2 separate regions of the Homo sapiens genome follow, and region 1 is linked to region 2. A link is a loop called in an ENCODE intact Hi-C map of the cell type or tissue named here. Cell type or tissue: right lobe of liver. All regions are shown on one strand. Each heading gives the region's core, and the rest is flanking DNA. Links, peaks and the distances in the headings are about the cores only. Region 1 has its middle 160 kb from the start of COX10-DT. Region 2 overlaps LOC100506974 (a long non-coding RNA gene).

Region 1 (4,397 bases), core at 281-4,280, 95 kb after region 2:
AGAAGGAAAAAATACACTTTACAGAATAAGGAATAATATTTGCAAATTACATACCTGATAAGAGACCTGTATCTAGAACGTATAAGGAGCACTTACAACACAGCAATAAGAAGATGACCCAATTAAAAATTAGGCAAAGGCTTTGAATACACATTTCTCCAAAAAAAAAAAAAAATAGAGAAATGGCCAATAAGTAAAAGGAAAACATGCTCAACATCTTTGGTCATTAAGAAAATGCAAATCAAAATCACAATGAAATATCACTTCATACCCACTAGAAAAGCTAAAATTAAAAAGACAAATAATAACAAATGATGACAAGGGTGTATATACAGTGCAAACTTAATTTACCTCTGGTAAAAATTGTAAAATGGTGCAGGTGGTTTTGAAAACAATTTGGCAATACCTCCAAAAGTTAAATATAGAGTTACGATGTGATTTAGCAATTCTACTCCTGAGTATACATCCAAGAGAAATAAAAACAGCTGAGCACGGTGGCTCAGGCTTGTAATCCCAGTGCTTTGAGAAGCAAGGTAGGAGGATGACTTGAGGCCAGGAGTTCAAGACCAGCCTGGGCAGTATTATGAGATACCATCTCTACAAAAAAATTAAAAATTGACTGAGCATGGTGGTACACACCTGTAGTCCCAGCTACTCAGGCTGAGGCAGGAGAATTGCTTGGACCCAGGAGTCCAAGGCTGCAGAGAGCTGTGATTGCACCACTGCACTCTACCCTGGGTAACAGAGCAGGAACCCTGTCTCTCAAAATAATAATAATAAATAAAAATTAAAAATAAATGAATATGAATAAATTTGTAATTAAAAAAAAATAAAGAAAATAGCACGCCAGGCATGATAGCTCATGACTGTAATCCCAGTATGATATGGTTTTGTTGTAATATGGTTTGGTTGTGTACTTGAATTGTACTCCCATAATTCCCACATGTTGTGGGAGGGACCCAGTGGGAGATAATTTGAATCATGGGGGCAGTTTCTCCCATACTGTTCTTGTGGTAGTGAGTAAGTCTCCTGAGATCTGATGGTTTCATCAGGGGTTTCCACTTTTGCATATTCCTCATTTTCTCTTGCCACTGCCATATAAGAAGTGCCTTTCACCTCCTGCCATGATTCTGAGGCCTCCCCAGCAATGTGAAACTGTAAGTCCAATTAAACCTCTTTATCTTCTGAGTCTTGGGTATGTCTTTATCAGCAGCATGAAAATGGACTAATATAGTAAATTGGTACCAGTGGAGTGGGGTGTTGCTGAAAAGATATGAAAGCAACTTTGGAACTGGCTAACAGGCAGTGGTTGGAATAGTTTGGAGGACTCAGAAGAAGAAAGGAAAATGTGGAAAAGTTTGGAACTTCCTAGAGACTTGTCGAATCGCTTTGACCAAAAGTCTGATAGCGATATGGACAATAAGGTCCAGGCTGAGGTGGTCTCAGATGGAGATGAGGAACTTGTTGGGAACTGGAGCAAAGGTGACTCTTACTATGTTTTAGCAAAGAGACCGGTGGCATTTTGCCCCGCCCTAGAGATTTGTGGAACTTTGAACTTGAGCGAGATGATTTAGGGTATCTGGCAGAAGAAATTTCTATGCAGCAAAGCATTCAAGAGTTGACTTGGGTGCTGTTAAAGGCATTCAGATTTATAAGGGAAGCAGAGCATAAAAGTTCAGAAAATTTGCAGCCTGACAATGTGATAGAGAAGAAAAGCCCATTTTTTGAGGAGAAATTCAAGCCAGCTGCATAAATTTGCATAAGTAACAAGAAGCCGCATGTTAATCCCCAAGACAACGGAGAAGACATCTCCAGGACATATCAGAGGTCTTCACAGCAGCCCCTCCCGTCACAGGCCCAGAGGCCTAGGAGAAAATGGTTTCCTGGACCTGTGCAGCCTAGGTACTTGGCACCCTGTGTCCCAGCTACTCCAGTAGTGGCTGAAAGGGGCCAAAGTACAGCTTACGCCATGGCTTCAGAGGGTGCAAGCGCCAAGCCTTGGCAGCTTCCGCATGCTGTTGAGCCTGCAAATGCACAGACGTCAAGAATTTGGATTTGGGAACCTCTGCCTAGATTTCAGGAGATGTGCGGAAGTGTCCGGATGCCCAGGCAAAAGTTTGCTGCAGGGGCAGGGCCTTCATGGAGAACCTCTGCTAGGGCAGTGTGGAAGGGAAACATGGGGTCTGAGCCCCCACACAGAATCCCTACTGAGGCACCACCTAGTGGAGCTGTGAGAAAAGAGCCACCATCCTCCACACCCCAGAATGATAGATCCACCAACAGCTTGCACCATGCACCTGGAAAAGCCGCAGACATTCAACACCAGCCCGTGAAAGCAGCCAAAAGGGGGAATATATCCTGCAAAGCCACAGGGGAGGAGCTTCCCAAGACTATGGGAACCTACCTCTTACATCAGCACGACCTTTGTGTGAGACCTGGAGTCAAAGGAGATCATTTTGGAGCTTTAAAATCTGACTGCCCTGCTGGATTTCAGACTTGCATGGGCCCTACAACCCCTTTGTTTTGGCCGATTTCTCCAATTTGGAAAGGCTGTATTTACCCAATACCTGTACCCCCATTGTATCTTGGAAGTAACTAGCTTGCTATTGATTTGACAGGCTCATAGGCAGAAGGGACTTGCCTTGTCTCAGATAAGACTTTGGACTGTGGACTTTTGGGTTAATGCTGAAATGAGTTAAGACTCTGGGAGACGTTTGGGACGGCATGATTGGTTTTGAAATGTAAGGACAGGAGATTTGGAGGGGCCGCATGTGGAATAATATGATTTGGCTGTGTCCCCACCCCAATCTCATCTTGAATTATACTCCCATAATTCCCATGTGTTGTGGGAGGGAACTGGTGGGAGATAATTTGAATCATGGGAGCAATTTCCCCCACACTGTTCTCATGGTAGTGAATAAGTCTCATGAGATCTGATGGTTTTATCAGGGGTTTCTGCTTTTGCATCTTCCTCATTTTCTCTTGCTGCTGCCATGTAAGAAGTGCTTTTCGCCTCTCGCTGTGATTTTGAGGCCTCCCTAGCCATGTGGAACTGTAAGTCCAATTAAACCGCTTTTTCTTGCCAGTCTCAAGTATGTCTTTATCAGCAGCATGAAATGGACTAATACCCAGTGCTTTGGGAGGCTGAGGTGGAACGATCACTGGAGGCCAGGAGTTCAAGACCAGCTTGGCCAATAGAGTGAGGCACCATTTTCACAAAGACAAAACACAAAAACTTTGCTAAGCAAAGTGGTGCACACCTGTAGTCTCAGTTACTCAGGAGGCTGAGGCAGGAGGATCACTTGAGCACAGGAATTCGAGACTGTAGTGAACCATGAGCATGCCACTTCACTTCAGCCTGGGCAACACAGCAAGACCTTGTCTCAAAAAAAAAAAAAAAAAAACACAACCACAAAAAAGGCCAAGTGCAGTGGTTCATGCCTATAATCCCAGCACTCTGGGAGGCTGAGCCAGGAAGAAGCCAGGGGTTTCAGGCCAGCCTAGGCAGCATAGCAAGACCCTGTCTCTACTTAAAAAGTAAAACATGTCCAAACAAAAACTTACACAAAAATATTTATAACAACATTAAACATAATAGTCAATAAGTGGAAATTTTCCCAATATCCATCAACTGATAAGTATGGTAGTTTTGATTTGTGAAATTTTTTATTTGTCAGTGAAAAGGAATGGCACAACACAGATGAACCTTAGAACATTATGCAGTGAAAGAAGTCAGTCACAAAAGACTACATATTACATGATTCTATTTATATGAGCTATCTCGAATACAAAAATTTATAGAGACAGAAAATAGATTAGTAATTGCCTAGGGCTGGGAGGTTTGTGGGAAATGGGTAATGACTGCTAATGGATAAAGGGCTTCTTTCTATGGTAATGAAAATGTTCTAAAATTAAATTTAAATTAGATGGTTGCATAATTCTGTGAATATACTAAAAAAAACCATTGAATAATATAATTTACAGGGGTGAATTGTATTGCTGGGGCTCAGAAAACAATATCCCAAAATGAAGGGCCTAAGAAGCAGGCTCAGAAGCAAACATTTTTCTCTGACTTTCTCATGCTCTCCTATCTCTGAGTCCCATTCTCCCCCAAGGCTAACCATACAAATTAGAATCCCTCCATCCTACAGCGGGTCATAGAAACCAGAACCCATTTTCCCCAAACCAGTCGTAAAAGCTAAAAATATTACTCTAACTTTTACTCTGCCTTTCTGTATAAATACTGGTCATAAAGAAATTATCTGACCTACCCCATTTGACTGTAGGCTATAAGACTCCATTCTAGAGATGGTCCTTCCCCACACCAAGAAGGAAGAAGGCATTCTTGGAGCAGGAGGTAGAATCTAGACAAACAGGCCCTGCTGGGTTTCCCCACC
Region 2 (4,397 bases), core at 263-4,262:
GTGATCCGCCTGCCTCGGCTTCCCAAAGTGCTGGGATTACAGGCTTGAGCCACCGCGCCCGATCCACAATGTGTTTTTAAAAGGAAACAGCTCTGAATATACTAATAAGGAACCAACTTGACGGTTTACAATTGAAAGTAAAAAGCGAAGTGCAAAAGAAAAAAAAAAATAGGTCTCATATACTACTGTCTATGCCCACCGAAACAATCTATGTTGATACTGATGTACCTCTACACAGATATATTTGTGTAGGAAGGAAACTGATAGCAGTCCGTATCTGGGCAGGGAATAAGGGTGGCCGGCTGACGGGCAGTGAGGAGGAGGAGTGATCTAAGGTTCACCATATGCTATTTTTCAGAGTTTGTATTTTGAATCTGTGAGTGCATTACCTATTTAAAATATGTATTTTAACTTTAAGACAGTATGTACGGGGAGTGGCCGGGAAGCGTGGAGTTTCGTTGGCTTCCCACCAACCATACTGCTCAGCTGGGCGTCTCTGTGTGGAACACAGTGAGAGGTGGGACACAGAGATGACCAGCTGAGCAGTCGAGCTGGTGGGAAGCACAGGAGGACGTGCTAAGAATTGTGAGGCATCCTCCTTGCCTCTCCTTGTGGGTACTTCCCTGGCCTCAGCTCCAGTCTCCTCCCTACACTGCGACCTCTTCTACTGTACATAGCCCAAGTTCGCTGTCCGCTCAGCACCCAACCCACAGTCCTCTGTCGCAGAATTCAACTTCTAGTGGCAAATGGGTTGATTAGTTATAGCCTAGTCTATAAATTGGTTTCCCCTAAATCCAAGCTCCACTCTTTTTCAACGGGTAGCCAGGAGGATGAGATAACACAAATATAAACCCATTCCCTGTAATATCTCCAGCAGGGGCTTTAGTGGGAGGTAACTTACAAACAGGAAGAAATGTGAGGAGGACGGGGCAGTGATAGGCGAGTTTAGTATAAAACTGGTGGGAGAGGGCACACTTTTGAAATCACACATTTGTGTTTACATTCCTGCTCTGCTTCTTATCAACCACGTGACCTTGAGCTAACAACAGCCTCCACCTCTCTTGCATGGTTTTTGTGGGGATTGTTGATGAGATAGTTTAAAATGGCGGGCACATCGTAAGTGTTTGATAAGTGGTAGGTGTTGCTATGAGCAAATTGAAATGCCACAAGATTTCATTTATATGTGGAATATAAAAAAATAGAGAGTAGAATGGTGGTTAGCAGAGGCTGGGGGTCAGGATGGATGGGGTAAGGGGAGATGTAAGTCAAAGCATATGAACTTTCAGTGAGCCAGGAGGACTAAATTCTAGCGATCTATTGCACGACATGGGGACTATAATTAATAATAATGTATTATGTATTTCAAAATTGCTAAAATAATGAATTTTAGATGTTCTCCCCATAAGGAAATGAAAAGAATATATGTGAGGTAACAGATTTGTTAATTTGCCTGATTTAATCATTACACAGTGTATGCCTGTATGAAAACATCATGTTGTACCCCATAAATATATACAATCATTATTTGTTAATTAAAAGAAAAGTACATCTTAAAAAAATTATTTTCTAAGAGTTCAATAAGGCACAGGTAAGCCAAGCTTTTAAAAATCCTTTAAAAAGAGGCTTGGGGCCAGGCGCGGTGGCTCACCCCTGCAATCCTAGCACTTTGGGAGGCCGAGGGGGGCAGATTGCCTGAGCTCAGGAGTTTGAGACCAGCCTGGGCAACACAGTGAAACCCCATCTCTACTAAAATACAAAAGAAATTAGCCAGGTGTGGTAGTGCGCACCTGTAGTCCCAGCTACTTGGGAGGCTGAGGCAGGGGAATTGCTTGAACCCGGGAGGCAGAGGTTGCAGTGAGCCGAGACGGTGCCATTGCACTCCAGCCTGGGCAACAGAGCAAGACTCTGTCTCTACAGAAAAAAAAAAAGGCTTTGAGAAGATGGATTATGCACTGCCTGAGAGTGATAGTTTCTTAGGACACACGACGAAGCCCACACAGGAAAGAAGAGGTGAAGAAGCCAAGACTCCCTGTCATTCTGCATGTATGGGACCCACTCATGTTTCCTTTAGACTTAGTTCTAGAGTCTGGAGAGGCCTGAACAGGAAGGCAGGAAAAGTAACTCTGTCTCTGTGGTCCCTGCCTCCTTCTCAAGTGAATGCTTGCACCACCAGGCTCTTCTGTGCAGGACAGTACTGCTGTCTGCAGCATTCCAAGAGATACGGAAAGACAAGGGGAAAAGAGAGAAGACTTCATTTATGGGAGTTCCTACGTGTGCCTTTTATGTAATCTCTCTTGATACAATACTGGCAGGCAGACTTCAATGTGGCTATTTTATCAATGAGGAAACCAGTGCTTAGCCAGGTAATGACAGGTAATTAGAAAAGTATCCAGACTATACTCTCCCGATCTGGAAATCTAAATTCTCTTCACTATACCATGCCTTGTCTTTCACTTGTACAAGCTCATAGGACACCAATCACAGCAATCTTTTTTTTTTTTTTTTTTTTTTTTTGAGATGGTGTCTTGCTCTGTCGCCCAGGCTGGAGTCCAGTGGCGTGATCTCGGCTCACTGCAAGCTCCGGCTCCCGGGGTTCATGCCATTCTCCTGTCTCAGCCTCCCAAGTAGTTGGGACTACAGGTGTGTGCCACCACACCCGGCTGATTTTTTTGCATTTTTAGTAGAGACGGGGTTTCACCATGTTAGCCAGGATGGTCTTGATCTCTTGACCTCATGATCTGCCCGCCTCAGCCTCCCAAAGTGCTGGGATTACAGGCATGAGCCACCGCGCCCGGCCAGCAATCGTATCTTTGATTCTCTCTTGTGACATTTTATTTTCCTATGATTCACATAATAAGGTTCAACCTACATTTCAGATAACTGAAATCCAAGCATCTAGGAATCTTTGACTTTGAGACTTCCCTTCAGAATGTTAGAGACAGAAACTATCTGTGACATGAACCCAACCAAGTGAGGAAGTCTACAGAGGCTAGAATATAGAAATGGACATGCCAGTGGCAGAAAGAAGTGTGATGGTATGAGTTGATCAGGTAACAGTCCCAAAGAAACCTCTGTGGGGCAGAGGAGTGAGAAGAGGGTTTGCAATGGTTCAAGGTCAGTAATCCAGGTGGTAGAAGAGCACTGGAAGGGAGGCTGAAACCGCAAGGGAAGTACAGGGATAAGTGGATCCCCACTATCGAATCAGATAAGAAAGTGAGTGAATGAGTGCCTTCAAAAATTATGGGTTGGGTGCAGTGGCTCACACCTGTAATCCCAGCACTTTGGGAGGCTGAGGCAGATGGATCACAAGGTCAGGAGTTCGAGACCATCCTGGTCAACATGGTGAAACCCTGTCTCTACTAAAAATACAAAAAATTAGCTGGGCGTGGTGGCGGGCACCTGTAGTCCCAGCTACTCAGGAGGCTGAGGCAGGAGAATGGTGTGAACCCGGGAGGCAGAGCTTGCAGTGAGCCAAGATTGCGCCACTGCACTCCATCCAGCCTGGGTGAGAGAGCAAGACTCCATCTCAAAAAAAAAAAAAAAAAAAAAAAAAATTATGATGTTGTCAAATGCTGAAACAGTGGTTGCCAGAGACAAGGGGCATTGCCCAGGATTCTCCAGGAAAACAAAAAACAAAACAAAACAAAACTCACTGGAGATATCTGTATTTATATCTATACCTAGAGATTTATTGTAAGGAATTGGCTCACATGATTACAGATGCTGACAAATCCTAAGATCTGCAACCAGCAGGCTGGAGACTCAGGAGAGCCAATGGTATAGTTCCAGTCCAAAGGTCTGCAAACTCAGGACCCAGGAAGGGCCAACATGTCTCTGTTCAAAGGCAGTCAGATAAGAGTTATTTCTTATTTGTAGAAGGATCAGACTTTTTGTCCTATTTGGGCCATCAAAGGATCAGATAAGGCCTGCCCATGTTAGGGAAGTTAATCTGCTTTACTCAGTCTACTGATTCAAATATGAATATCATCCAAAACCATCCTTCTGGGCACACCTAGAATAATGTTTGACCCAATATCTGGGCAACCCATGGCCCAGTTAAGTTGACACAAAAAATTAATCATACACAAGGGTATAGGAGTGAATATGAAATGAACTCAGGAAAATAACTAACGAATGTCACTGAGAATCTGGCTTGAGATGATAAGGAATGGCTAGAGGAGAGATTAATGCAGATCTTAACAGTATGAAATGGCAAAGCCACCAAAGGAGAATTTGCTTGGCATCATTGATGGCTGGGGTGAGAGGAGTGTGTAGGTGAATACTGGGACAAACAATATACGGGCCTGTGTAAACTTAGAGTAGCATGACAGGTGCTTCTACAGCCAATTTGGATTTGGAATTAAAGCAAAATTGCTTTCACTCATCTTCTGTCCAAG

The links. A loop is a pair of places that touch in the nucleus more often than their neighbours do. Peaks named below come from ENCODE experiments on the same cell type or tissue, not always from the same donor. Only the 100,000 strongest peaks of a DNase experiment are listed, where the experiment ranks them.
Region 1: a loop joins it to region 2, with 3 times the contacts of the local background. A loop is called at or near these places in 1 of 110 quality-filtered maps.

Annotation. Positions count from the first base shown.
Region 1 is chr17:13,908,126-13,912,522 of GRCh38, forward strand. No RefSeq gene overlaps it. Among named protein-coding and RNA genes, the nearest start is that of COX10-DT, 160 kb to the right of the region's middle. In right lobe of liver, for the core only: a CTCF peak has its summit at 2,213 (motif pointing left); a DNase peak (open chromatin) is centred at 1,966; H3K4me3 peaks cover 272 bases; H3K27ac peaks cover 1,443 bases.
Region 2 is chr17:13,813,001-13,817,397 of GRCh38, forward strand. All of the region lies in intron 2 of LOC100506974 (a long non-coding RNA gene), which reads right to left. Among named protein-coding and RNA genes, the nearest start is that of HS3ST3A1, 210 kb to the left of the region's middle. In right lobe of liver, for the core only: no CTCF peak of the experiment used is centred there; no DNase peak of the experiment used is centred there; H3K4me3 peaks cover 388 bases.